Regions from separate parts of the Homo sapiens genome. Here region 1 is linked to region 2. Evidence: read pairs that join two places in POLR2A ChIA-PET (ENCODE). Cell type or tissue: PC-9. All regions are shown on one strand. Each heading gives the region's core, and the rest is flanking DNA. Links, peaks and the distances in the headings are about the cores only.

Region 1 (15,451 bases), core at 5,722-10,721, 79 kb after region 2:
TACACAGTGAGTGGAGATATAAATTAGTTCAGCCACTATGGACAGCAGTTTGGAGATTTCTCAAAGAACTTAAATCAGAACTACCATTTGACCAAGCAATTGCATTGACTGGGTATATATCCAAAAGTATATCCAAAAGAAAGCAAATCTTTCTACCAAACATACACATGCACTTGCATGTTCACCACAGAACTATTTACAATAGCAAAGACATGGAACCAACCTAGATGCCCATCAATGGTGGACTGGATAAAGAAAATGTGGTACATATATACCACGGTACTACACAACCATAACAAAGAATGAAATCATGTCCTTTGCAGCATCATGGATGCAGCCATAGGCCATTATCCTAAGTAAATTAATGCAGGAAAAGAAAACCAAATACCGTATGTTCTCACTTACAGGTGGAAGCTAAACACTGGTACTCGTGGACATAAAGATGGTAACAGTGAAACTGGGGACTACTGTGGGTGGGGAAAGAATGGAAGATAAAGGTTGAAATCGAGTACTATGCTAGGTACCTGGGTGATGGGCTCATTCATACTCCAAACCTCAGCATCACACAATAGACCCAGTTAACAAACCTACACATGTACCCCCAAACCTAAAATAAAATAAAAATAAATAAAAAGTATAGGGAACACTGCTTTACATGCTTCCCTTGTGCTAATCCTAGTTTTGTGTACTTTTGTGGCCTACCAGGTGAGGAGAAGATGTTTTCAGAATCACAGCTTTGATCTACAGAGGTGCTAATGTTATACCCCTTATGCTTGGGGCTTAGATTTGAACTAGTGCTATGAACTGACTGTGAAAGATTCAGTGAAATCCTTTGAGATTCTGCCAGCAAAAATGTAATTCAAATTTAAATCTAATCAACATTCACTGAGTGCCAACCATATGCCCAGTATGATGTTATGCACATGCTAACATTTGCAGCCTTAAGCTACAAATATAAATAAGTTTACATAAAGGCACAAATAACATAGTTTGTATTCTATGCAATAAGACTTGTCTTAGAAGAATATATTCTGAGGGTTTGTCATAACCACTGATTATTGTTGAAGGCAAGGAAAAAGAAACCAGGAAAGTGATTACATAAGACAAAAACCAGAAAAAGGGATACTCAAACAAGATCAAATTTTATTTTATTCTATTTTATTTATTTTATTTTATTTTATTTATTTTATTTTTTTGAGACAGAGTTTCACTCTTGTTGCCCAGGCCGGAGTGCAATGGCGTGATCTCGGCTTACCGCAACCTCAGCCTCCCGGGTTCAAGCGATTCTCCTGTCTCAGCCTCCTGAGTAGCTGGGATTACAGGCATGCGCCACCATGCCTGGCTAATTTTGTATTTTTAGTAGAGGTGGGGTTTCTCCATGTTGGTCAGGCTGGTTTGAACTCCTGGCCGCAGGTGATCTGCCTGCCTTGGCCTCCCAAAGTGCTAAGATTACAGGCTTGAGCCACCGCACCTGCCTGGCCTATTTTCTATTTATTATTACTATTTTTTTTTTTTTGAGACAGAGTCTCGCTCTGTCGCCCAGGCTGGAGTGCAATGGCACGATCTCGGCTCACTGCAACCACCGCCTCCCGGGTTCAAGCAATTCTCCTGCCTCAGCCTCCTGAGTAGCTGGGATTACAGGCATCTGCCCCCACACCTGGCTAATTTTTGTATTTTTATTAGAGGCGGGGTTTCACCGTGTCAGCCAGTCTGGTCTCGAACTCCTGACCTTGTGATCCGCCCGTCTCGGCCTCCCAAAGTGCTGGGATTACAGGCGTGAGCCACCATGCCTGGCCTTCTATTATTAACGATTTTGTTTTAGAGACAGTGTATCACTCTATCACCCAGGCTGGAGTGCAGTGGCACAATCACACAACCTTGACCTCCTGGGCTCAAGAGATCCTCCCACCTCAGTCTCCTAAGTAGCTAGGATCACAGGTGTACACCACCATGCCCAGCTACTTTTTTGTTTCTTGTAGAGATAGGGTCTCCCTAAATTGCCCAGTTTGGTCTCAAACTCCTGGGCCCAAGCAATCCTCCTGCCTCAGCCTTCCAAAGTACTGAGATTACAGGCGTGAGCCAGCACTCCTGGCAAAATTCATTTCTATTAAGATATTTTTAACAAATTTCCCATCTGGGCTAAAGTTAACCTTGAGATGCAGCAAATTCTAAACCTACTGATGAGATTTAATTTATTAATCCCAGTTGATAAGGAAAGGGATTCCCTAAAATCGGAATTTCAAGAGCAGATACCAAATCATTAAATAGTTTCCAACTAAATGTCTGTAGAGCCTACCATTTTGATTTGACTCAAGTTGTCACAGAGACCCTGAGCTTCTCATTAGCTTGGCATTGACAGTTTAACCCCATTTTCCCTTTCTAATCTCACATTTTCTATCCTCTCACAGGAATCCTCTATCCCAGTCAGGCTGTTAGTTCTATTTCCTCCTTTTCCAAACATGTCTCCTATGTTCTCATCTTTGCTGTGGCTTAGGGTGTTTTGTATTATTTGAATAAACCACTCTTCACTTCTCTTCTCATTGTATCCAAATCCTACCTATCCTTGATTAGCTCAGTACTACTTCCTTGTAGACAGTATTTCAGGTGCTTATATTTTCTTTATGACTATATTACAGAAATCCATGTAGATCTAAATCTTCAGAAATGTGGTAAGAAGATCTGGATTTGAGTTTTAGGTATATTATTTATTAGCTTTGTAACCTTGGGTAAGTCATTCAGCTCAATCATTCATCCAATGTGAATGAGACATAGTTTCTTATTTCAAGATACTCACAATGGAAAGGATATTAAATTTCAAAAAAGTCTACAAACATGACAATATAATTAAGACTCAAATGAGACAACAGAAATAACAGTATTTTAAAAATGGAAATAGAAATGTAAGGTATTTAAGAATTCCTCAAACTAAGTTTTCAGTGATTTTAAAATCATGGTATATTCCTTTAAAAATGGCTCACGTTTGGAATTCAGGGTTCAGAATAGAAGCCAAGTTGAGATTCTGGGATCTTGCCAGCCTGGAAAGACTCCTCTAAATTAAGCTATACTGTCTGTGGCCCTTCTTAAAAGATAGCTGCTCCCTAGCCCATTGAAGGTACAGACAAGGGTTTGGGAGCAGTTTTATATAACATGGCAGTTTTTCCTAAGATTTCTCTTTCAAAGAGCTGCTTAGACTGGTGCTCTTACTATGTTTATAGAGATGACCACATCATAGGACCTAAAGCCAGCTGTTTAAACTCATAAAACAGTTTATAAGCTGCAAGTTAAGACTTTTAGATTTGGTAATTCCAAGAGACTCACAGTCATAGTTATATGACTATGAGTTACACGGTTCTGTTACGTACATTTCTTTCTTTTTTTTTTTTTTTTTGAAACAGAGTCTCACTCTGTTGCCCAGGCTGGAGTGCAATGGCATGATCTTGGCTCACTGCAACCTCTGCCTCCTAGGTTCAAGCAATTCTCGTGCCTCAGCCTCCCAAGTAGCTAGGATTACAGGCACCTGCCACCACACCCAGCTAATTTTTGTATTTTGGTAGAGACGAGGTTTCACCATGTTGGCCAGGCTAGTCTCAAACTCCTGACCTCAAGTGATCCACCTGCCTCGGCCTCCCAAAGTCCTGGGATTACGGTGTCAGCCACCGCACCCAGCCTTGCTATTTATATTTCTATTGATTGATTGATTGAGACAGAGTTTCAGTCTTGTTGCCCAGGCTGGAACGTAATGGCGCGATCTCAGCTCACTGCAACCTCTGCCTCCCGGGCTCAGATGATTCTCCTGCCTCATTACAGGTGCATGCCACCACACCTGGCTAATTTTGTATTTTTAGTAGAGATGGGTTTTCACCATGCTGGTCAGGCTGGTCTTGAACTCCTGACTTCAGGTGATCCACCCACCTTGGCCTCCCAAAGTGCTAGTATTACAGGAGTGAGCCACCACATCCAGACTACTTATTTTCTTAATGCAATAAACAGGAGTACTCATCTCCCCTGTAAAACACTCATTTCACAAAGGACAAAATGTTTGGCTGGGTGTGGTGGCTTACACCTGTAATCGCAGCACTTTGGCAGGCCAAGCCAGGAGAATCACTTGAGACCAGGAGTTTGAGACCAGTCTGGGCAACATAGTGAGGCCCCATTTCTATGAAAAAAAAAAAAAAAAAAAAAAAAAATCTAGCCAGGTGTAGTAGTGCCAGCCTGTAGTCCCAGCTACTTGGGAGGCTGAAGCACTCACTTGAGTCCAAGAGATTCAGGCTACAAGTGAGTTATAGTCAAAATACTGTACTCCAGCCTGGGTGACAGAGTGAGACCTTGTCTCATAAGTAAATAACAGAATGCCCACTAATTAAATAATCTTTTAATTTTATGTTCCTAAACAGAAGCACACTAATAACAAATTAATATTTTCTGCTATAATAATATAGAAGAATCCTAAAGAGAGCCCAGTATTAAAAAAAAGAGAAGAAAATAGAACTACATATTTAAGCTACTTTTATTAGGGGAAAAAAAAAATCTACTTACGGCAGTGGCTCGAGAAAGTTCTCGACACGTACTAAGCAGTCCATTTTGTAAATCATCCCTTTGTAACACCACTGTCTGAATGGCTGCTGGGTTATCTGCATGCATTTCTATCTCTTGGCTGGCTGATAGCAAAGCTTGCTCAAGCGTGTACTATTATGATAAAAAGAATTACACTTAATGTTCTGCATCATTGTATTAATTCTTTTTACTTATCAGTGTCCTGATAATAATCATATTAAGTAACATCAATTGTAGACAATAAACATAATTGTCCTACTTTCTCCTTGTGGAGTTGCTGAAGTTTCTCTTCCAGAGCATGCACCACTTTATCTTGTTCACATAATCGGCTTAACTTGGCCTAGGTTATAAGAGAAGATGTCTTGTTAGCAATTTTTTATTTTTTCTGTAATTGGAGGTAGGCAGTCATTATATGACCAAAAATCTATATTTCAATCAATAAAAGTTAAAATATAGCTTACAAAGATAGAATCCTTAAAAAATAGGCATGCAAGCATTTTGCCTCTACAATCTGCTAAATAGGTTAAGTGATAATATGCAGTCCTTAATTAAAATGCTTACTGGATTCTATTGTTATATGTTTAAAAAACACACTCTTAGATTCTTAGAAAATAATATAAACAATAGATCACTTCTAATTGAAATACAAATAAAAATATTATTAATGGAGAAAAATAACTTTCATCAGGGTTTTAGTGTTTAAATTCTTAATATTACCCTAATTTCTTAATTATGAAAGTACAAGAAAGTATTCTAATAAAATTTCAATAGTACAATAAACCAGTTTTAATGTTTCAAAATGAAAACACTGGACAAATTGGAAATATGTCCCCAACTTTATGGCATAATGACACATAAGCAAGAAATTTGAGACTTTACTTTCTTTGCCATTTATCTATTAAAATAACTACCTTATCTTTGTCAGACAACAAGACTCAGCCTACACAAAATGAAAGGTGTTAAAAAGAAAAAGTAGGGGGCTGGGCTCGGTGGCTCACCCCCGTATCTCTGCACTTTGGGAGGCCAAGGTGGGTGGATGACCTGAGGTCAGGAGGTCGAGACCAGCCTGGCTAACATGGCAAAACCCTGTCTACTAAAAAAAAAAAAAAATACAAAAAGTTAGCTGGGCATGGTGGCATGCTCCCGTGATCCCAGCTATTTGGGTGTCTGAGGCATAAGAATCACTTGAACCCGGGAGGTGGAGGTTGCAGTGAGTTGAGATCATGACACTGCACTCCAACCCGGGTGACAGAGAGAGACCCTGACTCAAAAAAAAAAAAAAAAAAAAAGAAAAGAAAAGAAAAGAAAAGAAAAGGGGGTATAATGAGTGAAGAATGTATGGCAAATCAGCAATCTAAAATATGATTTAAAAGAAACTAAATTTAAAAAGGAGTAGTGATAAAATTTCTAAAGGCCGAACTTTATCTGAAAAACACAGCAATTCGTCTCCAGTCTCTAGTCTTCCATAACTTTTTTTTTTTTTTGAGGCAGGGTCTCACGCCATAACCCAGGCTAGAGTGCAGTGGAATGATCTTGGCTCACTGCACCTGTCCCTCCTGGGTTCAAGAGATTCTCAGGCCTCAGACTCCCGAGTAGCTGGGATTACAAGCGTGTACCACCATGCCCAGCTAATTTTTGTATTTTTAGTAGAGACAGGGTCTTGCTATGTTGCCCAGGCTGGTCTCAAACTCCTGGCCTCAACTGATCCGCCCGCCTCGGCTTCCCAAAGTGCTGGGATTAAAGGTGTGGGCCACCGTGTCCAGCCAATCTGTAACTTCTAAAAATCAGAAACAGTTTTTACTTTCATTTAAGTGATGCTTAATAACGTTGGACTGCTAACAATAGGGAGCAGTGGGACGTAGAGGGCAGGGAATAATAATTTAGAGCACACACATAAAATATGAATTTACCTGATGTCACTTTGGAGGACTTGGGAGAAAGAAGTTTTTTGGTCATGCTTATTTCCAGTGTTTTTGGCGGAGAATACGACAGAGTACTGACCACATATATCATACTAATACTTACATCAATATCTACTTCTTCAGGTCTGTATTTGTATAATGTGCCTCTACCTTCATCTTGTGACAGCTATAAGAAAAAAATCATATAGCAACTTAAAAAATCTTATTTAAAAATATATTTACCCTATTAATTAATACTTTGGATTTATATTAAATATATATAACATAACAAAAATAGATTTTAATGATTCTTACACTTTTAGAAGTTTAATTCAAACACTGATCAACAAAGTAGAAAATACTTAACAGTGATATAATATGCAAGATACATACGAACGATGTATGTAACAAGCTTGTTAAACATAATAATATGCTGGTCAAACAAAACTAATACAGTATCTTACATCATTTCTTTTAAAGACACACATTATTTTAATAAAAAAACTGACAAATACAATCGTAGCAACTGTGTCAAATCAAATACTTAAATTAAGCATAGTTCAACAGCCAAAACCATCCTTCACGGTATATACATAAACACACACTGTGTATGTGTACACTCAAATGTCAACACATCTTAACAAAACCTATAACATATTGTATACATATATATAATATATAAACACACATACACAATATAGACTTATCTTGCTCTTCTGTCTTAAGAACTAAAAGATAATGAAGGAAAAGGATGGGTTTAATTGAAAAGAGGAAAATCATTCGAAATCTTATAAAACTGAAAGCCTATGTTATAAACTATGGATAGTCAAATTTCATAAAAAGTTTATGTGTGTTAGTTGACTCCATTTATGTTACTATATTGTAAGGAATTATTCAGTGTACTTAAATATCCTTTCTTCAGCTTCTGCCCAGTACATTTTGGTTAAAAGATATTTTGGTTACTTCTGATTGTGCTTAGCAAGATTTCAATAGCCATCCCAGTCAGTTATACCACAGATAACATCACAGCCTCTGCAGGCAATACTTCACTATTTTTCTTGTCTTTTGATTTTTATATTGACTGTGAGAAAATAACAAAAACACAGTAGAAAAAATTTAAATGGGGCTCATTGCATGTTTACTAAATGGCACAATGTTTTCAAGGTGGGGTTAGAAGTAATGTGTCCCAATTACATTCCAGTTTAAAAAATTAAATTTCATATACGCATAATACATAAGAATGTATAAATGACAATTCTATATGTTTTCTCTATGAAAGAAACTGCTTGACAGTTACAGCTTTAAAAGGAAGCATCATTTAAACAGGAGATAACTTTGAATTGATCTAGAAATGTGGGAATCAGGAGAAGGTTAAAAATATAAGCATTCCAAACATACAATAAATCCTGGATTTATATTTCATTTCAAGACATTACTTTCACATACCTCATGCAAATGAATCTGTGACTATTTAAGGGTATGCAGTGATTGTTAAACCACAAAACTTTCATAGGAATGAATATTACATGAAAAATGAATTTAATGACAAAAGTTAGAATACTCTTATACTATTCAAAATAAGTATCCTCAGGTGTGTCCTGAGAAGTGTCAACTGTCATTGTAAATTAAAGCACCTAGATCCAAGAAAATAATTTATATTCCTATCTGGAAAAAAAGTAATATGAAGTAAGTTTTAAATAGGTAGATCTATGATAAAAAAAGTAAGACAATGCCAAAATTCCATTTTCATATTTATAACAAATTAAAGATGAAAAGTCATAAGCTACTAAGATGTTCAAATATAGTTTGCTTAATATTTATTTATTTTTTGAGATGGAGTCTCGTTATTGCCCAGCCTGGAGTGCAGTGGTGCGATCTCGGCTCATTGCAACCTCTGCCTCCAGGGTTCAAGTGATTCTTTTGCCTCAGCCTCCAGAGTAGCTGGGATTATACGTGCACCATCATGCCTGGCTGATTTTTGTATTTTTAATAGAGACGGGGTTTCACCATGTTGGCCAGGCTGGTCTGGAACTCCTGACCTCAAGTGATCCTCCCATCTTGGCCTCCCAAAGTGCTGGGATTATAGGCGTGAGCCACCACGCCCAGCCGTAGTTTGCTTAATATTTAAAGTTAAATGCAAAACAGCTTTACTAGATTACAGAATCTGAATATAACTAGCAGACAGTGTTTCATCTAGATTAAAATATCAAATGTACCCTATATCTCAGAGTCAACAGAAAAAAACATTAGTATATTAAAGTGAAAACTTACTAATTTATAGTAAATCTTTAGGATATTGATATACTATTTTTATTTGGGGAATCTTATTGCAGATTTATTTTTACATCAGTTAGCATATCATAATAGAGAAAAATGTCTACTGTAGTTACAACTTTAGAGCGATATATCCTTTATAGCCATATAAATATATTATACATATCAATCAGATTTTTGTGGTATTTCTACTTTTAGTACCACCGAAATTTTTCTTGAAATCTTTTATCAAGTTATTCAATAAAGATATTCATTAGACATCAACTAACCAAATCCTTAAACCTCTCCCCACACATTGCTTTTATGACAGAATAAAAGCATAAGAAAACAAAATTTTTCCTTAAACAAACAAAAAACGCCTTCATAGAATTGAAAAGGTTGCTATTTTGTCCTCAACATGAAAATCCTGACTCCTCATCCCAACCCCTGGCCCTACCGAAAAAAAAGAAAAGTAAATTTCATGAGCATTCTGGTTAATTTAAGTTCATGGTAACACTGTTTATCATTTTTTTCAAATACACCTTTAGCCAAAAAAAAAAAAAAAAAAAAAAAAGGTTTGGTTTGAATACTTCATTCGAAGTACCTTAGCAACACTAGAAAAGCAAATGAAAAAATGGGCTATGTAGTAATTACATAAACTTGTGCAGTGCTCCAACTTCAGGTTGAGGAGTGTGTTATATGGATTTTATTAACTACATAAGGACATGTGTTATATTTTATTTAGGATGTCGGAACCATTTAAAGTATCTGATACTTTTTTTTTTTATAAACTGTCTTGGCATTAAAACAAAGTTACATATGTTAATTAAAATTCAACTTCAATATCCCTTAGGTATGTGGACTATATATATTTTAGAGTATATGAACATGATACATAAACTCCAAAAAGGAGTTTTGGGGAAATATTTTAAAATTTGATAAAATTAGACATTATATCCACAGATGGCAAAAAAAATGCTCATAGGACTATAGGCATTTGTTGATATTGCATCTTTTAGGACAAATTACTTATCAGGTGATTAATTTCACTGGTATTAATCATGTTATAAAAACTATGGTCCTAAAATGTAACTGTGAAAGGTGGTGTAGAATACAGAATGCTTAAAAAAAAAAAAAAAGAGATAGTATCTCATTCTGTCACCCACCAGGCTAGAGCACAGTGGTGTAATCGTAATCACAGTTCATTGCAGCTTCGGACTCCTGTCTCAGCCTCCTGAGTAGCTAGGACTATAGGTGTGTGCCACCATGCCTGGCTAATTTTTTTATATTTTGCAGAGACAGGGTCTTGCTTTGTTGCCCAGGCTAGTCTCAAACTCCTGGCCTCAAGCGATCCTTCAGCTTTGGCCTCATAAATTGTTGGGATTACAGGCATAAGCCACCTCGACAAGCCTGGATTCAGTTTTAAGTCTTTTTTAATTGACCAATTTTAAGAAAATTACTGCCTAGGTAATTTCTTGAGTGTTCTCCAAGGAAGAAAAATGCAAACATTTCCAAAAACTGAGTGGCTATGATTCAGAATAAAATAGGTTATAAAACATTTTGCCATTGTATTTCTAGCTAAATATCAATAACTTATTAATAAAACACTGTCATTCAACTTCAGAAAAGCAAACTGTAGCAGTACATTTTCCCTGGATAATAACATGATGAGGGAAACCTGGAGAAAAATAAAATATAATTTCAGTTTGTGCAAATTTATAAACACAGTTTAAAAAATGTGTCGGGCTGTCACTTTAATCTATTAAGGATGCCCTGCTTAATAATTAAGTCCTTTACTAGTGGCTGAATAAAAATAAGACAGTCTGAAGACTCCCTAGCCTTAACAGCACTGAGAGTTAACACTGATTTCCTGGTAACTGGTGACTCAGCCATGCCCAGGCAAGGCTGCTGACATTAGACATTCAGATCTTTCTGTTCTATACAATTTTAGTTTTCTTTCACATATTAATATAAAGAAATATTTATACAAATCTATTGCTCTTTCGGTATTCAAGGTCAGTGATGCTATAATGTGCCAGTCTCAGACATCTTCACTTTCCCCCCCCTCAGCCCTTCCCATTTCAGATCTCCACACTTTGGGAAAACCCCAATTAGAACTTTTAATGCAACCAAATAATTTAAACTATCAGACTTCCGCATCCTGAACCATGAATGTTGAGCATTATAAAAAAAAACCCAACCAAACCAAACAGATTTGAAATCCAGGCTACCATTCTCATCTAAAATATGCAAAATGTGATAAAAACATAACCTATTACAACAAAATCCCTTTGATCTCATGTCAATTTAGCATCTTATAGATGATATATTTTACTGACAGCTTCAGACACTGCAGAAGGTATCAGTTTTGGAATAATACTTATTCGGAATAATACTTATTCCAAATACTCTCGGTGTGGTACTTTGGAATAGAGTACCAAGGTCTATAATCTGGTGACTTTAAGAATTGAAAGATTCCATTTTCTTTTGATAAGTAAAGCTGTTTAACTTTAAATATTTAATAGTTTGTTAATCTCTTTATTGCAAATTTGAGACTATTTTCAGTCATCTAATAATATACTTTAAATATTTTGAAAACTGTGCTGAAATATAAGTCACCCTCTGATCAATTGTATCCATTCCTCAGTTACATGGCCCTGTGATGCAGATCCCATGGCAACTGAACCAAATAGAGGCCTTAAAAGCCAGCATGAGCTCAAAGTCGTTCTTTTTACTAGGTGCCTTATATATTTAAATCAAAATATATATTCATTTTTCATGTTAGTTAATTTTCTTCTTCTGCATGATTTTTAAAGATTGTAAAGGTCATACGCCAGAGTAATTTGAGGGTGTTGAAGTGAAAGAAGCTGATGTTGAGAAACACATAGCTAGAAACATTTAGACCATGAGATACACAAAAATTTGATAGAAACATATGACTTCTTTTGCAGATCTGCAGATTACTAAGGTTCCTAAGTTAAAGCCAGCCAACTCCATGACACACATTTTGAATAAGGAAAAACAATAGGGTAACTTATGATAGTCTTGACGACTGCTTGAGAATGGTAAGAATACAGCGACAAAATACCCCCAGTATGTTAAAAAGTGGCTATCTTTAAGTTTTACCATACCATAGTACAGAAACTAGATTTAAATAACGCCCATACAAATATAATGTATTCTTAAAACACTAGGTTGGGGGAAGTTGTGGAGGGCAACCCCTGAAAGTAAATATTTTTACAAAGCCTTTTCCCTAAAAAATAGGTATAATGCTTTTAAAGTTAATAAAACCATATGAAAATCTAGTAATTTTGCAAATGTACTGCAGACCTCCAAGTACATATCAATCAAATACTCTGCACAAAAACTTTAGGAAAATGGCACATTTAATATTCAACAGCAAAATGTTCAGCGAAGCCATGCTAAGAATACTGCAGCATCTTGAAAAGCATGGATGAATTGTGGTTTTCCAAATAAACATAAACAAAAAATAAAATAAGAAAAACACTGATGTCATGAGTAAATCTGAGAATAAATCAAAACTGTCACTGAGGGATTTTGCAGATGATAAAGCAGTATCATTCACTGTCCAAGACCTTACTTGCTGGTACAGTTGGGGTCTTAGCGCCGAGTTCTCAATCATTGTGTGAACCATGGTGATAATAGGTTCATTTTCTTTCATCTATTTCAAATCAGGAGGAGCATACAGCAAACATCAGTTTACAGCATAGCTAGATTTGAAAGACGACACTGTAAATATAGCCTCTACTTTAATATCTTCCTAATAGTGCAGTTGTTTACATTTTACCCCATGGTTGTACAGATTTAATTCATATAAACCATTTCAAACAAGTATTAAACGCTGTGAAATACTTCCAAGAAAAAACTACTAATTGCAACACTGTCACAACTAGTTTTACTTCATACATATAATCATGATATAGTCAATTAATGAATATTTCTACATATAATAAAATAGATGATAAATCATAATTCAAAGGGTAAACTAAAGGGTGAGAACCTACACAATCAGGAGAAAAATGGTACAATTTGATTATGAATTCAGTAATAAAGCTGAAAATGATATTCAGTTCTGTGTAAGGTTATAAAAAATTAGTTCTCTACAAGTATTAAAATATAATATACTGAATGTGTCACTTAATCACATATTTTATTAAAGGTAATCTTGACATTTATAGAGACTCTATTTTGGATTTTCTCACAGTATAATACCACATGTAGAATTACTCAAGGATATGCAAACTAAGACTTATTCAGCAAAGACTTGGTATGTCTCCTTAGCTTCTAAAAAGGTAGTCTGAAACCAAGCTTAACATTTCCAGCTATGTTGTACTTAATTACTGCCTCTAGAAAAATATTTGTTTTAGCAGGCTCTGTACTTGAGTTAAAGCACTCAAAAGACCATCATGATGTATATAGTAAAAGGCCAAGAAAGCTTTACCATTTGTAAGTCGACAGGTCTGTTTATAATGGTAATTTGTAACGCTTAATTTTCATCTTTCATATACAGAAAATAAGCATTTCTATCGTGGTTGACAAATGCTACTTTACTGGTTCAGCTAAGTCTACAACAAAAGTTCATTAATCTCAAAATTAATAAATTTATTAATATAATGTAAGAAAAAACTAAATCTTAAAACTCTTTTTCTAGACAATTATATTTTCAGTCTAATTGCCAATAAAATTTGTTTAGTTATCAAATTAGAAACCTCCTGTGACTGGTTTAATCTACTTTTTAGTCAGTTAAGTGATAATGAAACACATGTTTGTCTTTTAACAATATCCCAATTAAAAATTTCATTCAGACTAGACCATTTATTTTTAAATCTCTGTGCCTACAACTGCTTTTTGGAAGTGAGGATATTAAAAAAAAAACTTCACTGAAGAATAAATTGACAAATTTTAGTTATACATCAACGACTTTTGACAAAAGTATTCACATATGTAACAATCAAAACATACAGAATGTTTCCATCTACCCAGGTAGTTCCCTCATGTTACTTTACCACCAACCTGATTAATTAATAAATTAATTTTGTCAAACTTAATAATTACATGTAAAGGTATTTGGAACAACACATCAGTTAAACAAAAAATTCTTAAGTGTTACGGTGATCTGTTGCCCAGATTGGAATGCAGTGGCCCTATCATGGCTCACTGCAGCCTCAAACTCCTAGGCTTAGGCGATCCTCCCACATCAGCCTCTCGCATAGCTAGGACTACAGGCACATGCCACCATGCCCAGCTAATTTTTTATTTTTTGTAGAGACAGGGGCCTCATTATGTTGCCCAGGCTGGTCTTGAACTCCTGGGCTCAAGCAATCCTCCTGGCTCATCCTTTATAATTGTTTTGGGGGAGCCAGGAACCTCGCTCATAAGAGATGATGAAATCGATAAAGGTTGTGTGTTCTGTTTCACTGACCAGCCGTTATCCCATCTCTCTTCCTTTCCTTGGGCCTGCCTATTCCTCGAGACACAACAATATTGAAATCAGGCCAATTAATAACCCTACAATGGCTTCTAACAGTGCAAGTGAAAGGAAGACTTGCATGCTTATCACTTTAAATCAAAAGCTAGAAATGATTAAGGTTAGTGAGGAAGGCATGTGGAAAAGCTGAGACAGGCCGAAAACTAGACCTCTTGTGGTAAACATTTACCCAAGTTGAGAAGGCAAAGAAACAAGTTGTTGAAAGAAATTATAAGTGCTACTCCAGTCAACATACAAATGATAAGAAAGCAAAACAGCCTTGCTGCTAATAGGGAGAAAGTTTTAGTGGTCTGAAGAGAAGATCAAACAGTCACAACATTCCCTTAAGCCAAAGCCTATTCCAGAGCAAGGCCCTAACTCTCTTCAATCCTATGAAGGTTGAGAGAGATGAGGAAGCTGCAGAAGGAAACTTGGAAGCTGGCAGTTTGGTTCATGAGGTTTATGGAAAGAAGCCATCTCCATAACATGTAAGTGCAAGGTGAAGCAGCAGGTGCTGATGGAGAAGCTGCAGCAAGTTATTCAGAAGATCTAGCTAAGATAACTGAAGAAGGTGGCTGAATTCAATGATAGATTTTCAATGTAGACGAAATAGCCTTGTATGGGAATCAGATGCCACCTAGGACTTTCATAGCTAGAGAGGGAAAGTCAATGCCTGGCTCCAAAGCTTCAAATAGGATGACACTCTTGTTTGGGGATAATGCAGCTGGTAATTCAAGCTGAAGCTGATGCTCATTTACTATTGTGAAAATCCTGATGTTAAATCTACTTTGCTTATGCTCCAAAAAAGGAACAAAGCCTGGATGATAGCACATCTGTTTACAGCATGGTTTACTGAATATCTTAAATCCACTGTTGAGAACTAATGCTCAGAAAGAAAGATTCCTTTCAAAATATGAGTGCCCACTGACAATGAACCTAGTTACCCAAGAGCTCTGATGGAAACATGTAAGTGGATGAATGTGGTTTTCACGACTGTTAACATAACATCCATTCTGCAGCCCATGGATCAAGGAGTCATTTCAACTTTCAATTACTATTATTTAGGAAATGCATTTCATAAGGCTCTAGCTGCTACAGATAGTGATTCTTCTGATGGATATGGGTGAATTAAAGAAGAAACTTCTGGAAAGAATTCACCATTCTGGATACTAGATATTTGTGATTTAAGAGAGGAGGTCAAAATAGCAACATTAACAGAAGTTTGAAAACACTGGTTCCAACTCTCATGAATGAG
Region 2 (15,451 bases), core at 5,618-10,617:
ATCATGATGCATGTCATTATACATTTTTGTAAACCCACAGAATGTATGATGCCAAGAGTGAGCCCTAATGTAAACTATGGACTTTGGGTGATAATGATGTATCAATGTAGGCTGGGTGTGGTGGCTCATGCCTATAATCCCAGCACTTTGGGAGCCCTAGGCAGTGGATCACTTGAGGTCAGAAGTTCGAGACTAGCCTGGCCAATATGGTGAAACCCCATCTCTACTAAAAATGCAAAAATTAGCCAGGCGTGGTGGCAGGCTCCTGTAATCCCAGCTACTTGGGAGGCTAAAGCAGGAGAGTCCTTTGACTCGGGAGGCAGAGGTTGCAGTGAGCCAAGATTGCACCACTGCACTCCAGCCTGGAGTGAGACTCCGTCTCAAAAAAGAAAAAAAAAAAAAAAACTGGCCAGGCATGGTGGTGCACATCTGTAGTCCCAGCTACTCCGGAGGCTGACACAGGAGAATCACTTGAACTCGGGAGGTGGAGGTTGCAGTGAGCTGAGATGGCCCACTGTACTCCAGCCTGGGGACACAGACTCCATCTCAAAAAAAAAGATAAAGTATCAATGTAGGTTTATAGGTTCATTGATTTTAATAAATGTATCCTCTGGTGAGGGATGTTCATAATGGGGGTGTGAGACGAAGCAGGAACCCCTGTTAGGGGCCTGCCAGTCCTCCCACCTCTCTACCATCCTGCCACAAGCATGAAAATAGAGGAAAATCTTGAATTTCTTTAAGAACAAATCCAGCCGGGCGCAGTGGATCACGCCTGTAATCCCAGGACTTTGGGAGGGTGAGGTGGGCGGATCACGAGGTCAAGAGATGGAGACCATCCTGACCAACATGGTGAAACCCTGTCTGTACTAAAAATACAAAAATTAGCTGGGTATGGTGGTACATGCCTGTCAGTCCCAGCTACTCAGGAGGCTGAGGCAGGAGAATTGCTTGAAATCGGAGTCAGAGGTTGCAGTGAGCCGAGATCGCGCCACTGCACTCCAGCCTGGCGACAGAGCGAGACTCCGTCTCAAAAAAAAAAATAAGTAAATAAAATAAAAATAACAATTCCAGATACCTAGCTAGTGCTGAGAAGTAAATAAGCAATTTGATAAGCAAGAAGGTAATAGTAGCCTAAAACGATAGCCAACTGGGCGAGGTGGCTCACGCCTGTAACCCCAGCACTTTGGGAGGACGAGTCGGACAGATCACTTGAGTTCCAGAACAGCCTTGGCAACATGGTGAAACCCCATCTCTACTAAAAAGGCAAAAAATTAGCTGGGCGTGGTGGGGCATGCCTGTAGTCCCAGCTACTCAGGAGGCTTGAGGCAGGAGAATCACTTGAACCCTGGAGGCAGAGGTTGCAGTGAGTCCAGATCTCGCCACTGCACTCCAGCCTGGGCAACACAGTGAGACCTTGTCTGAAAAAAAAAAAAAAAAAAAAAAGAGTAGCCAAGGAAGTTGGAATCACGAGATGTTTGGTTCCCTATAGAAACTAAAAATAATATCGTAACATATGGCCCTGCGTTTCATAAACATGGATCCCTAACAAATGGATCCACTGCCACATAGACCTCAGATAAGGGAGAACTGAGAACTCAACTCTCCCGCATTCTTTGTTCTAAATTTCTTCCTGAGGAGCCTGGAGAAAGCCACACCCACGAGCCAGACCCAACGTTCTTTTCTGCGGAACCCAGTCTTTATAAATGCTTCCCTTCCTTAACCAGTTGTAAATCAGAAAATCTTTGAAACCTTGTTTTTCCAATATGGCGGATAGGAGCCGGTGTTAGCGTGCCTCTCCCACTTGGAAAGACAGAATAGTGTGTAGAGATTCACACTGTGAACATTTTTCCGAGAAGCAACACAGGAACTTAACAGAAAACCACAGACCCTTTGAAAGAAGCAGTGGGTAGCACCCTACACTGTGAAGTAGAAAACTGTTGAGTTTTCAGAGCCTGAGAGGAAGCGCGATGGCCGCCATGCCACACACGCCCTAAAAGAGCTGGGCAACCCAGGCCACAGGGGAAGGCCTTAACCCTACCCAGCTGTTGCTGATTTAGTGAGTGATGGGGAATGTGTGAGAAAGAGTGGCTCTGGGAAGTGCTCTGCACGCACTCCCAGACTCACGCAGGGACAGAGGGAAGCCATTCCTGATCCTACCTCACAAAGGACCGCTGGGAAGTCGGCCAGCTAACTCAGGCGATGGTCACAGGTTAAGAGAAGCTCCCAAGTGAGATCTGCGATATAATCACCTTGACTGGGGACGATCTCCGTTGTCCAGAACCGAGGGTCGAGCGGGAAGTGCGGCGAAGGAGCTGGTTGCCCTTGCTTTACAGGTGGACGCTGGGAGGGGCGTGGCCTGAAAGCCAGGGTTGCTATCTCTCTAGGAAGGCTTATGGCCTGGAGCTTTTTTTTTGAAACGGAGTCTCCTTCTGTCGCCCAGGCTGGAGTGCAGTACCGTGATCTTGGCTCATTTCAACCTCCGCCTCCCGGGTTCACGCCATTCTCCTGCCTCAGCCTCCAAGTAGCTGGGACTACAGCGCCAGCCACCACGCCTGGCTAATTTTTAGTATTTTTAGTAGAGACGGGGTTTCACCGTGTTAGCCAGGATAGTCTCGATCTCCTGACCCGTGAACCGCCTGCCTTGGCCTCCCAAAGTGCTGGGATTACAGGCGTGAGCCACCGCGCCCCGCCGGCCTGGAGCATTTTTGAGTTCTGAGTGCAGGCTGCCTGGAACCTACCTAACTGTTGCTAGTGGAACACTGCGGGTGGGAGCTGTTTGGGGCTTACTGCCGCCTGCTACCCTCGGTTCCCCATGCAGATTCTTTCGTGCAGCAGAGGCAGCTGTGCTTTTCCCTGGAACATTACTCCAGCAGCCAGGAAACTTCCCTCTGATCCCCACTAAGGCCACTGCTTGTGCCTACATCTGGGGAGCCGGAGGGTGGACTTGCCTGACCCAGCCCCCACCTGGTTTTGCCAATCCACCCGCACAGATAGTGTAACACAAGGGACTGGGACATTTAGGAGTGGAGCTCCATGGCCCTACCCATGGTCTGAGAGGCCAGAGTACTTCTCCTGGGTGACATAAGGCAAGCACAAATTCCATTGCTACCACCACAGCTGGCGCTTTTTGCAAGCACCAATTCCTGGCTGGAGGCCAACCAGTGCAGCCCAGTACATTTGCAGACACAATAACGCAGTGTTCAGGAAGGAGAAAACTTGAGTGACCTCAGCTATTGCCACTGCCTGCATCACCTTGGCTAACTAGGAGGTCTTGAGTCTGTCCACATGCCCAGTACATTACTACGACAGCTGGCATTTGAGGAGGCCAACACACTAAGCCATTTGTAACCAAGGAAATCTCAGAGTCTGTGTCACTCTCCTCCTGACCCCATCAGAGCTGGTGCTGGTACCTGCTGCTGGGAGACTTGAGGACAGGTCACATCTCTGGATCCCTTGCAGACATTCCCCAGCACCAATCTGGAGTGTGACAGCCCCACTGAGCAGCTAGACCCAGAGGAGCAGTATTCACAGTAGTCTGGCCCTCAGGGACTGCTACTCCTAGGGGAAAGGGAAGTGTACTACCTTAAGGGAGCACCCTCTGGGACAAAAGAAACCAGGCTGCAGGACTTGAGTTCCTAGTATTTCCACTTGTGGGAAGTTTCTTTCAGCAAAGCCACAGGTTCAGTGGTAGGCTCAGTGAGGAAAGTCTGTGGCCCTACCCCAATAGTCAAGCATCCCTGGCACTCATGAAGGGTCTTGGAGAAGAGAACTTCTCCTCTCCCTTTCCCACCACTGCAGACATAGCTGGACCTTCCCCCATGAGAACTTGGCATAGGTGCATTCGTAGACAACCTTTCTGGAACACTATAGGGTGACTGCAACCCCACAGGAGGAGTGCCATCCAGGTTCAGGCTTGCATGAGAGGGAGAGTCGCAGTCCCTCTCTATGTGGAACAACAGCATTCCTGCAGATGAACAGAGGTGCTTGTCTCACCAGAACAGTCGGAATGCTGGGTCAGAAGTGTAACTAGGAGGTAGATCCGCTTCCTGCTGACCTGGCAAGGGAGCTGAGGTGGCTCCCTCTCTTCCCCCTGAAAAGACAGTGCGTTTCGCTGAGAGCCTCCTCAGCTGCCTCTGTCAAGAGTGGGGCCTCTGCCAATCATTGGGGTATTGCATTTACCCACCTGCTTTAGCTGCAGCCAGTTTCTACCCATGGGTAACTCCTACTGGCTTGAAGCCTGAACTGTTCAACCCAGTGAATAAAATACTGGGGGAAAAACTTCTTTAAGTGTGCACATTGGGGAATGAGGTAAGCTTCGTGAGACCTCTGCTATTCCAGCCCCACAAGAGACAGTGAAACAATGTACACAGCCTGTACCTTGCTACTACAACCAGCATCTGAGGAAGCCATTGCACAAAGATTCTCTTTAACCAAGGAGCACATACAGAATCTGCATCACTGAAAGCACCCGGAGCCAAAGGTAGCTGACAGTAAACTGTAAGTATTAAAGTGACATCCTCAAGGGGGAAATAAAAATAAAATTTAAAAACTTGGCTGGGCACAGTTGTTCATACTTGTAATCCCAACACTTTAGGAGGCTGAGGCAGGTGGATCACTTGACCCCAGTAATTTGAGATGAGTCTTGGCAACATGGCAAGACCTCATCTTGAAAATAGAAAAACAAACAAACAAACAAAAACACAACAACAGGCCGGGCATGGTGGCTCATGTCTGTAATCCTAGCACTTTGGGAGGCCGAGGCGGGAGATCACCTGAGGTCGGGAGTTTGAGACCAGCCTGGCTAATATAGTGAAACCTCATCTCTACTAAAAATACAAAAATTAACTGGGCTTGGTGGCACCCTCCTGTAGTCCCAGCTACTTGGAAGGCTGAGGCAGGAGAATCGCTTGAACCCGGGAAGCGGAGGTTGCAGTGAGCCAAGATCGTGCCACTGTACTCCAGCCTGGGTAACAGCGAGACTCTGTCTCAAAAAAACAAACAAACCAAAATAAAAAAAATTAGCCTGGCATGGTGGCAGTCTCCTGTAGTCCCAGCTACTTGGGAGACTGAGGCAGGAAAATCGTTTGAACCTGGGAGGTGGAGTTTGCAGTGAGCTGAGATCGTGCCATTGCCATTGCACTCCAGCCTGGGTGACAAAGCAAGACTCTGTCTCAAACAAAACAAAACAAAACAAAACAAAACAAAACCAAAAACACAGTTGGACGCAGTGGCTCAGGCATGTCATCTCAGTGTAATCTCGGCACTTCAGGAGGCAGAGGCAGGCAGACACTTGATCCCAGTAGTTGAGACATGCCTGGGCAACATGGAGAAACCCTGACTCTACAAAAAACACAAAACGTAACGAGGCATGGGGATGCACACTTGTAGTCCCAGCTACTCAGGAGGCTAAGACAGGAGGATTGTTTGAGACTGGGAGGCAGAGGTTGAGGTGAGCTGAGATCATGCCATTTTGAGACAGAGGCCCTGTCTCAAATAAATAAATAAATAATAAATAAATAAAAGTCAGTCAAATAAAAAATAAATTCAAAAATAATTAAAAGAAATAGTTGAAGGCCAGGCGCAGTGGCTCAAGCCTGTAATTCCAGCACTTTGGGAGGCCAAGGAGAGCGGATCACGAGGTCAGGAGTTCAAGACCAGCCTGACTAACATGGTGAAACCCTGTCTCTACCAAAAATTTAAAAATTGGCCAGTGGGGTGGTGCGCACCTGTAATCCCAGCTACTCGGGAAGCTGAGGCAGAAGATATGCTTGAACCCGGGAGGCAGAGGTTGCAGTGAGCCAAGATTGCGCCACTGCACTCTGGGCAACAGAGCGAGACTCCATCTCAAAAAAGAAAAAAAAAAAATAGGCCAGGCGCGGTGGCTCACGCCTGAAATCCCAGCACTTTGGGCAGCCGAGGTGAGTGGATCACCTGAGGGCAGGTGTTTGAGACCAGCCTGGCCTACATGGTGAAACCCCATCTCTACTAAAAATCCAAAAAAAAGTTAGTTGGGTGTGGTGGTAGGTGCCTGTAATCCCAGCTACTTGGGAGGCTGAGGCAGGAGAATCAATTGAACTCGGGAGGCGGAGGTTGCCGTGAGCCAAGATTGCGCCACTGCACTCCAGCCTGGGCAACAGAGTGAGACTCTGTCTCAAAACACACACACACACACACACACACACACACACACAAAATTAGATTTGGAAATAAAACTTAGGTTTTATCTGTTTGGCTCCAATCAGTATACAAAAAGTCTTCTCTATATTCATATAGCAAGCATAGCATTGGCATATTAGTAAGGCCATAAAGGACTAGGCACTGATTACATCTACAGGTCGATTAGTAAGGAAATCTTAATGAGGGAGTTAGTTAAAAACTTATAAAGAACCATTTCAGGAAGTTTATTAATCTCTACTGATTAAAATGAATCACAACAATTTGTTGCCCTGTATAATTTAGGAAGAAGTAGGCTAGTAGGTCCTTAATGTTTGCCTATGTGTAAGATGAGCCCGAGTCATAATTTAGATCTATAATGCTGGCCTTATTCACTTGAAATGCCCTTAAATATCCTACTAAGAAACCTTCTATTTAATTACTTAAGAACACTTTAACTCCATAAAATTTGAACTGTTGGGACAGGTTGATTCAATTAGGAGTATACGAATAACCAATATAACTATTGTCATAAAATTCTTTAAAATTAATGCAAAGCTACAGGATCTTCCTAAGGTAGGACTGAAACACAAACAAAGCTGTTTTCTTTCTACTGTGTGTTATTAAGTTTAATTGCTTCATTCTCTTGATTGCTTTTGAAAGAGAAGGAATCGGCCGGGTGTGGTGGCTCACACCTATAATCCCAGCACTTTGGGAGGCCGAGGCAGGCGGATTACAAGGTCAGGAGTTTGAGACCAGCCTGGCCAACATGGTGAAACGCCGACTCTACTAAAAATACAAAAAAATTAGCTGGGTGTGGTGGCACATGCCTGTAATCCCAGCTACTCAGGAGGCTGAGGCAGGAGAATCACTTGAACCTGGGAGGCAGAGGTTGCGATGAGCCAAGATTGCGCCATTGCACTCCAGCCTGGGCAACAAGAGCAAAACTCCGTCTCAAAAAAAAAAAAAGAAGAAGAAGAAGGAATCAATCAAGCTTTCACCAAAAGCTGATGCCATTGCATTACGTATGAAGTTGGCAAGGGAAGACAGACTTGTGACCTAAAAGGAAATCAGGATTTAAAGCATTTACAAATGTGAGGCTCTTCTGTGTCCAAGTCTCCTTTGGTAAGAGACATACTGCATTTGACCATTAACTTCCATGCTATTCACTTAACATAAGTTTCTCAAGTTTATGTTTTAGGATAGGGCAGTCCCTTGAATATCAAGATGATACTACTGATCTGACATTACAAATATATAAAGACACACTTTCCCCAGGAGTGTTGAAAATGTCCTGTCTACATCACCTCCTTAAAATCCCTTGGGAATAACAGCACTTTTGCGATGACAAATTGGAAGTAGGGATGTTGATGATGGAAGAAATGTTGCCTGTATTTGAATCTCCTGGCCCCCCGGGGGGGGTAAGCTCCTGGCCTCATTGACATCAGAGTCCAACAAGCTGAGTGAATTGGTACATACTCTACTTAAAGGCAATTATTTCACAGCTGAATGTTTGGTTGTTTTCTTTATGTTGCTGCTTTGTTTTTTGTTTGTTTTTGTGACAGAGTATTGCTCTGTCACCTAGGCTGCTATGCAGTGGCCCCATGCCCTGCTCACTGTAGCCTTGACCTCCTGAGCTCAAGTGATCTTTTCTCTTCAGCCTCCTGGGTAGCTGCAACTACAGGTGTGAGCCACCACACCCAGCTAATTTTTGAAATATTTTTAGAGATGGGGTCTCCCTGTGTTTCCCTTGAACTCCCTATGTTGGTCTTGAACTCCTGGGCTCAAACAATTCTCTCTCCTTAGCCTCCCAAAGTGCTGGGATTAGAGGGGGGAGCCACTGTGCCAGGCCACATCTCAATGTTTTAAGTGAGACACATGGTGCAGGGGAAAAAAAAATCCCTGTCTCTCTCCCCTAATTTTTTTTTTTTTTTTTTTTTGAGATGGTGTCTCACTCTGTCGCTCAGGCTGACACCATCTGGGCTCACTGCAACCTCTGCCTCCTGGGCCCAAGTGATCCTCCCGCCTCCTACATCAGCCTCCCGAGTAGCTGGTACTACAGGTGCACACCACCACACCTAGCTATATATATATACATATATATATATATACACACACACACACACACACACACACACATATTTTTGTATTTTTAGTAGAAACGGAAACAGGGGTCTCACCATGTTGCCAAGGCTTGTCTTGAACTCTTGAGTTGAAGAGATCCACCCGCCTTGGCCTCCCCAACTGCTGCAATTATAGGCATGAGACTCGCTGCTGGCCTCCTCTAATTTTCTAATCTGTCTGCACATTTATGGGTCATTGCCTAATTATAACTGGAGGTCACCACTGGGACCTGCTGAACAGTCCCAGAGTTTAGAGCCAAGTTACAACCTGTTATCCTTCAGCACAGCTCCAGAGCAAGTTCTCAGATGGAAAACTTTCTCATCCAACCTGCCAGCAAGATGGCTTCATGATGTGTCATTTGTTTGTAATCTTTGTAGGCAAGATTCAGCAGGCAGCTGAAACAGCTATCAAAGGCAGACTATCTTAGATGGGGCGGAGTCCCCGGAGGCGAAATAAGAATTTGATAAAGAAAGGTTTTCGTTTTGTTTTTTTTTAGAGACAACATCTTGCTCTGTCTCCTAGGCTGGAGTGCAGTGTCACCATCATAGCTCACTGCAGCCTAGAACTCCTGGGCTCCAGTGATCCTCCTACCTTAGCCTCCCAGGTAGCTGGGACTACATGGATGTGCCATTATGCCTGGTTCATTTAAAATTTTTTTTTTTTGATACAGAATTTCAGTCTTGTCACCCAGGCTGGAGTGCAATGGCGAGATCTCAGCTCATTGCAAGCTCCACCTCCCAGGTTCAAGAGAGTCTCCTGCCTCAGCCTCCCGAGTAGCTGAGACTACAGGTGCGCAACACCATGCCCAGGTAATTTTTGTTTTGTTTTGTTTTGTTTTGTTTTGTTTTGTTTTGAGATGGAGTTTCGCTCTTGTTGCCCAGGCTGGAGTGCAATGGTGCCATCTCGGCTCACTGCAACCTCCACCTCCCGGGTTCAAGTGATTGTCCTGCCTCAGCCTCCTGAGTAGCTGGGATTACACGCATGCGCCACCACACATGGCTAATTTTGTATTTTTAGTAGAGACGGGGTTTCTCCATGTTGGTCAGGCTGGTCTCAAACTCCCGACCTCAGGTAATCTGCCCGCCTCGGCCTCCCAAAGTGCCGGGACTGCAGGTGTGAGCCACCACGCCCGACAATTTTTGTATTTTTAGTAGAGATGGGGTTTCACCATGTTGGCCAGGCTGGTCACGAACTCCTGACCTCAAATGATCCACCCACCTTGGCCTCCCAGGCTTGAGCCACTGCGTCCAGCCTTGAAAGCCATCTTTCTATTTTAGAAAGGCAGCCTGGGTGCAGTGGCTCACGCCTGTTCTCAGCACCATGGGAGGTCAAAGGAGTAGGATTACTTAAGAGCAGGAGTTCAAGACAATTGTCGGCAACACAGCAAGACTCTGTTTGTATTTTATTTAGAAAAAGAAAAGGTATTATTTTCCTAAGTGACTAATTTCCCTCTTTTTTTTTTTTTTTTTTGAGACGGGGTCTCGCTCTGTCACCCAGGCTGGAGTGAAGTGGCGCAATCTCGGCTGACTGCAACCTCCCCCTCTCAGGTTCAAGCGATTCTCCTGCCTCAGCCTCCAGAGTAGCTGGGACTACAGGCACATGCCACCATGCTCAGCTAATTTTTTTGTACTTTTAGTAGAGACGGGTTTTCACCATATTGGCCAGGATGGTCTTGATCTCTTGACCTCATGATCTGCCCACCTCTGCCCCCGAAAGTGCTGGGATTACAGGCATGAGCCACCGCGTCCGGCCAATTTCTTTTTTAATTTTTTTTTTCTTTTTAAGAGACGGGGACTTGCCGTGTTGCCCAATCTGATCTTGACCTCCTGAGCTCCTGGCCTCAAGTGATCCTTCCACCTTGATCTCCCAAAATATTGGGATTAGAGGCGTGAGTCACCATGCTTGGCTGGTTGAACTTGGAGCTGGACTTTCTGAGCACACAACACTTCTTTCATAGCTCTTGGTCAAATGAGAGGAGGGAAAGGGAAATAACCTATTTTGAAAGCATACCTTAGGGCCAGGTTCAGGATCAGGTAACTCTATTTCCTCTTTTTGTTTGTTTGTTTGTTTGTTTGTTTAAACAGGGTCTCACTCTGTTGCACAGGCTGGAGTGCAGTGGTGTGATCTTGGCTCACTGCAACCTCCCCCTCCTGGGTTCAAGCAATTCTCCTGCCTCAGCCTCCCGAGTAGCTGGGATTACAGGCACATGCCACCATGCCCAGCTAATTTTTGCATTTTTTGGTAAAGACAGGGTTTCATTGTGTTGGCCAGGCTGGCCTTGAACTCCTGGCCTCAAGTGATCCATCCACTTCGGCCTCCCAAAGTGCTGGGATTACAGGCATAAGCCACCGCGCCCAGTCCCTATTTCCTTTTTATACAGATGAGAAAACTCATCTAGGATATCTGAGGATGATGGGTAAGTAAACCGTAAGCAGGGTCTCTAGTCTGGCTCATGCTGTTATCCCCAGCACCTCGCTGAAGAACTGGTCCCTGGTAGGAAGAGAGAAAGAATAGAAGTGGAGGGATCATTGCTGCACAACTGGAGCAGGGAGGAGAGAAAAGTGATGAAGTTGTGGGTGACCCCATTGCTTGAGCAGTGGTAGTACAGGATCCTTCTGGGTTGTAACTGTGTCTTATGCAACTTAAACCACATGGAACACAATACTAGAAACATGGTGGGTGCTCAAAGGAGGTTTTTCTAATTAATTAATCTAGATTAGCACCATTTAAAACATAAGTCCAGGCCGGATGCAGTGGCTCATGCCTGTAATCCTAGCACTTTGGAACGCCAAGGCAGGCAGATCACAAGGTCAGGAGTTTGAGACCAGCCTGGCCAATATGGTGAAACTTCGTCTCTACTAAAAATACAAAAATTAGCCGGGCGTGGTGGTGGGCGCCTGTAGTCTCAACTAGTCGGGAGGCTGAGGCAGGAGAATGGCGTGAACCCGGGAGGCGGAGGTTGCAGTGAGCCAAGATGGCGCCACTGCACTCCAGCCTGGATGACAGAGTGAGATTCTGTCTCAAAAAAACAAAAATAAAAACAAAAAAAGTCTGTTATTACTGTCATGTTAACAGCTCAGAACTTGGTTAACCTTTTTTTTTTTTTTTTTTTTTTTTGGACAAGTTCTCATCACTCTGTTGCCCAGGCTGAATTGCAGTGGCCCAATGCTTGCTCACCGCAGCCTTCATCTCCTGGGCTTAAGTGATCCTCCCATCTCAGCCTCCCAAAGTGATGGGATTACAGGCATGAGCCATAGTGTCCCGCCCTATTCTCTCCTCCTGTCTGTGAGATTCCAGATCCTTGTAATTTTGGGAGACAGAGAGATAATAATCTTTTTTATTAAAAAACAAGATATTTATAACATATGTTTTCACTCAGCAAAGATTTACTATGTGCATAACACTCTGCTAAGTCGGGAGATACCGTGGGGATACAGTGGGGGACTCACAAGTCTATTAATGCTACAATAGGGAAGAAGCTAAAGCTGTGAAGTACACAATAGAGGGATGTTTTGTCCCAAGAGGCATAAGGCAGTCAGGAAAATATTTCTGGAAGTAGTGAGGTCTTAGCTGAAAGGTAGGTAGGATTTCCTAGAACAAAGGAAAGGGTGTGTGGGTGTGAGTTCATGTGTGCCTGAAAGGAGATTGTCTCAAGCAGAGGGAACACCATGTCTTTTTGATCAACTTGGATCTCCACATTCTTTTTTTTTTTTTTGAGACGGAGTCTCGCTCTGTTGCCCAGGCTGGAGTGCAGTGGCAGTGATCTTGGCTCTCTGCAAGCTCCACCTCCCGGGTTCACGCCATTCTCCTGCCTCAGCCTCCCAAGTAGCTGGGACTACAGGTGTCGGCCACCACGCCCGGCTAATTTTTTATATTTTTTTAGTAGAGACAGGGTTTCACTGTGTTAGCCAGGATGGTCTCGATCTCCTGACCTCGTGATCCACCCGCCTCGGCCTCCCAAAGTGCTGGGATTACAGGTGTGAGCCACTGCCCCTGGCCTATTTTTAAATTTTATTTATTTATTTTTGAGACACAGTCTCTAATTTTATTTTTTATTTATTTATTTTTTTTGAGATGTAGTCTCACTCTGTCACCCAGGCTGCAGTGCAGTGGCATGACCTCAGCTCACTGTCACCTCCACCTCCCAGGTTCAAGTGATTCTCGTGGCTCAGTCTCCCTAGTAGCTGGGATTACATGCGCCCGCCACCACGCCCATCTAATTTTTGTATTTTTAGTAGAGACCGGGTTTCACCATGTTGGCCAGGCTGGTCTCAAACTCCCAACCTAAGATGATCCATCCACCTCAGCCTCCCAAAATGCTGGGATTACAGGCGTGAGCCATCACACCCAGCCTGGATCTCTACATTCTGTGAAGCATGAGCAAGTACATAAAGTTAGATGAGTGGTATGGTTAAGTGCACAAACCTGAGCCTCCTCATTTTCTTTCCCTTTAAATTGTGGTAAAAGGCACATAACATAAAATTTACCATTTTAACAATTTGAAAGTGTACAATTCGGTGGCATTAAGTACAGGTATTCATGATGTGCAGACATTCATTCATAGTGTGCAGACATCATGACCTCGTTAACAAAACCTTTTCTTCATCCCAAATGGAAACCCCATACCCATCAAGTAGTCACTTCTCATTTCCCTCTTTCTAAGCACCTGGCAACTACTAATCAGCTTTCTGTCTTTATGAATTTGCCTATGATGGATATTTCATATCAATGGAATCATACAATATGTGGCCTTTTGTAAATTCGTTCTTCACTTAGCATAATGCTTCCTTTCTTCCCCCTTCCCCCTTCCCCTTCCCCTTCCCCTTTCCTCCCTCCCTCCCTCCCTCCCTCCTTCCTTCCTTCCTTCCTTTTGATGGAGTCTCGCTCTGTCACTGCCTCAGCCTCCCAAAGTGCTGGGATTACAGGCATGGGCAACCTTGCCCGGCCTAGCATTCCAGAGATAACTATAACCTGATTTTGCCATTTATCCTTTTCCACAGGTCTTTATATTTTTACAATATTTATGTGTCCATATATGTGTGTGTATATTTTCATGAATATTTTATGCTTATATAGATAAAATTACATTGTATGTATCCTTCTGTCACTTGGTCGCTACCCCTAGCCCACTAATCTTACATCTGTGTGAAATTTTCATGCTGAGACGTGTCATCCAAGTCTATTTTCAGTGCAGCATAACCTTTTCATTGTATGAATATACAAAAGTGACACAGTTATCTATTCAAAAGGCAAATCTGGTCCTGTCAATCTCCTACTTAAAATACCTCAGGGCCGGGCGTGGTGGCTTAAGTCTGTAATCCCAGCACTGTTGGAGGCCGAGGCAGGTGGATCACCTGAGGTCAGGAGTTCGAGACCAGCCTGACCAACATGGAGAAACCCCGTCTTTACTAAAAATACAAAATTAGCCGGGTGTGGTGGCACATGTCTGTAATCCCAGCTACTCGGGAGACTAAGGCAGGAGAATCGCTTGAACCCAGGAGGCAGAGGTTGCGGTGAGCTAAGATCGTGCCATTGCACTCCACTCTGGGCAACAAGAGCAAAACTCTGTCTCAAAAAAAAACAAAAACAAAAACAAAAACAAAACAGTCCAGGCACAGTGGCTCACTCCTGTAATCCCAGCACTTTCAGAGGCCGAGGTGGGCGGATCATGAGGTCAGGGGATCGAGACCATCCTGGCTAACACAGTGAAACCCCCATCTCTACTAAAAATAAAAAAAATTAGCCAGGTGTGGAGGCAGGCTCCTGTAATTCCAGCTACTTGGGAGGCTGAGGCAGGAGAATTGTTTGAACCCGGGAGGCAGACATTGCTGTGAGCTGAGATCACACCATTGCACTCCAGCCTGGGCAACAAAGAGCAAAACATATACATATTTTTCCAGCTGGAGCTGGAAGATTGCTTGAGTTTAGGAGTTTGAGAGCAGCCTGGGCAACATAGTGAGACCTTGTCTCTATAAAAAAATTTAAAAATTAGCCGGGTGTAGTGGCATGAGCCTATAGTCCCAGTTACTCAGTAGGCTGAGGTGGGAGGATTGCTTGATCCCAGGAGGTTGAGGCTGAAGTAAGAAGTAAGCCAGGATCATGCTACTGCACTCCAGCCTGGGTGACACAGTGAGACCCTGTTCACAATAAAAGAGAGAGAGACGGCTGGGTGTGGTGGCTCATGCCTGTAATCCCAGCACTTTGGGAGGCTGAGGTGGGCGGATCACCTGATGTCAGGAATTTGAGACCAGCCTGACCAACATGGAGAAACCCTGTCTCTACTAAAAATACAAAATTAGCCGAGCGTGGTGGTACATGCCTGTTATCCCAGCTACTCGGGGGGCTGAGGCAGGAGAATAGCTTGAACGCAGGAGCCGGAGGTTGCAGTGAGCCGAGATGGCGCCATTGCACTCCAGCGTGGGCAACAAGAGCGAAACTCCTTCTCCAAAAAAAAAAAAAAAAAAAAGGAGATACAAATATTAGCTGGGTGTGGTGGCACATGCCTGTAATCCCAGCTACTCAGGAGGCTGAGGCGTGAGAATCACTTGAACCGAGGAGGCAGAGGTTGCAGTGAGCTGAGATCGTACCACTGCACTCCCACCTGGGCGACAGAGCATGATTCTGTCTCAAAAATAAAGTAAAATAAAAGAAAATAAAAATAGATTTTAAACAATATATTCTTTGGTGGTTTCATCAGACATTTATGAAGATTCTCAGTGAGTTCTATTGCTGGCTGTGACCTTCATTGTTCTCTTCAGTTGAACCTGATGCCTGATGCACCTTCTGATCCTTGCTCCCTTCTGCCTCCAATCCTCAAGCTTATAGCCTTTTTACTGCTTCCAGATTCCACTTTCTTTCCTTCCTTTAAATTCTTATTTCTTTTACTTTTGTAAAAGGAGGCAGATGTGCCACGGATTATATGTTGTTTCCACAAAATGTATGTGCTGAGTCTACTTTTGGTCCATCCACAGGAATCTTACGAGAACTGGTTATTGTCTCTCTGAAAGCAATCACAGTCCTTCCTTGAGTCTCCCAGAACATTTTAGCCCAGATGGTGTTAAGGACCAAAGCCTAGAGTTCTCTTCAGATCAAGATAGTAGACAAGATAATAGACTTATGTTATGCTGGTATTATTTTTTTAGGGCTAGGTTTGATTTTAAAATGTAACTGTGGC

Evidence for each region. Peaks named below come from ENCODE experiments on the same cell type or tissue, not always from the same donor. Only the 100,000 strongest peaks of a DNase experiment are listed, where the experiment ranks them.
Region 1: POLR2A ChIA-PET joins it to region 2 with 9 read pairs; 3 of 35 experiments call an interaction of 5 or more read pairs at or near these places.

What each region holds. Positions count from the first base shown.
Region 1 is chr12:19,311,753-19,327,203 of GRCh38, reverse strand. It overlaps PLEKHA5 (pleckstrin homology domain containing A5), which reads right to left. Exons shown (of 32, transcript NM_001256470.2): 16 at 12,310-12,390; 17 at 7,148-7,183; 18 at 6,580-6,642; 19 at 4,814-4,894; 20 at 4,537-4,686. Among named protein-coding and RNA genes, the nearest start is that of AEBP2, 120 kb to the left of the region's middle. In PC-9, for the core only: no CTCF peak of the experiment used is centred there; no DNase peak of the experiment used is centred there.
Region 2 is chr12:19,390,923-19,406,373 of GRCh38, reverse strand. It overlaps a transcript of AEBP2 not described here. Among named protein-coding and RNA genes, the nearest start is that of AEBP2, 41 kb to the left of the region's middle. In PC-9, for the core only: no CTCF peak of the experiment used is centred there; DNase peaks (open chromatin) are centred at 8,633, 9,663 and 10,173; H3K27ac peaks cover 743 bases.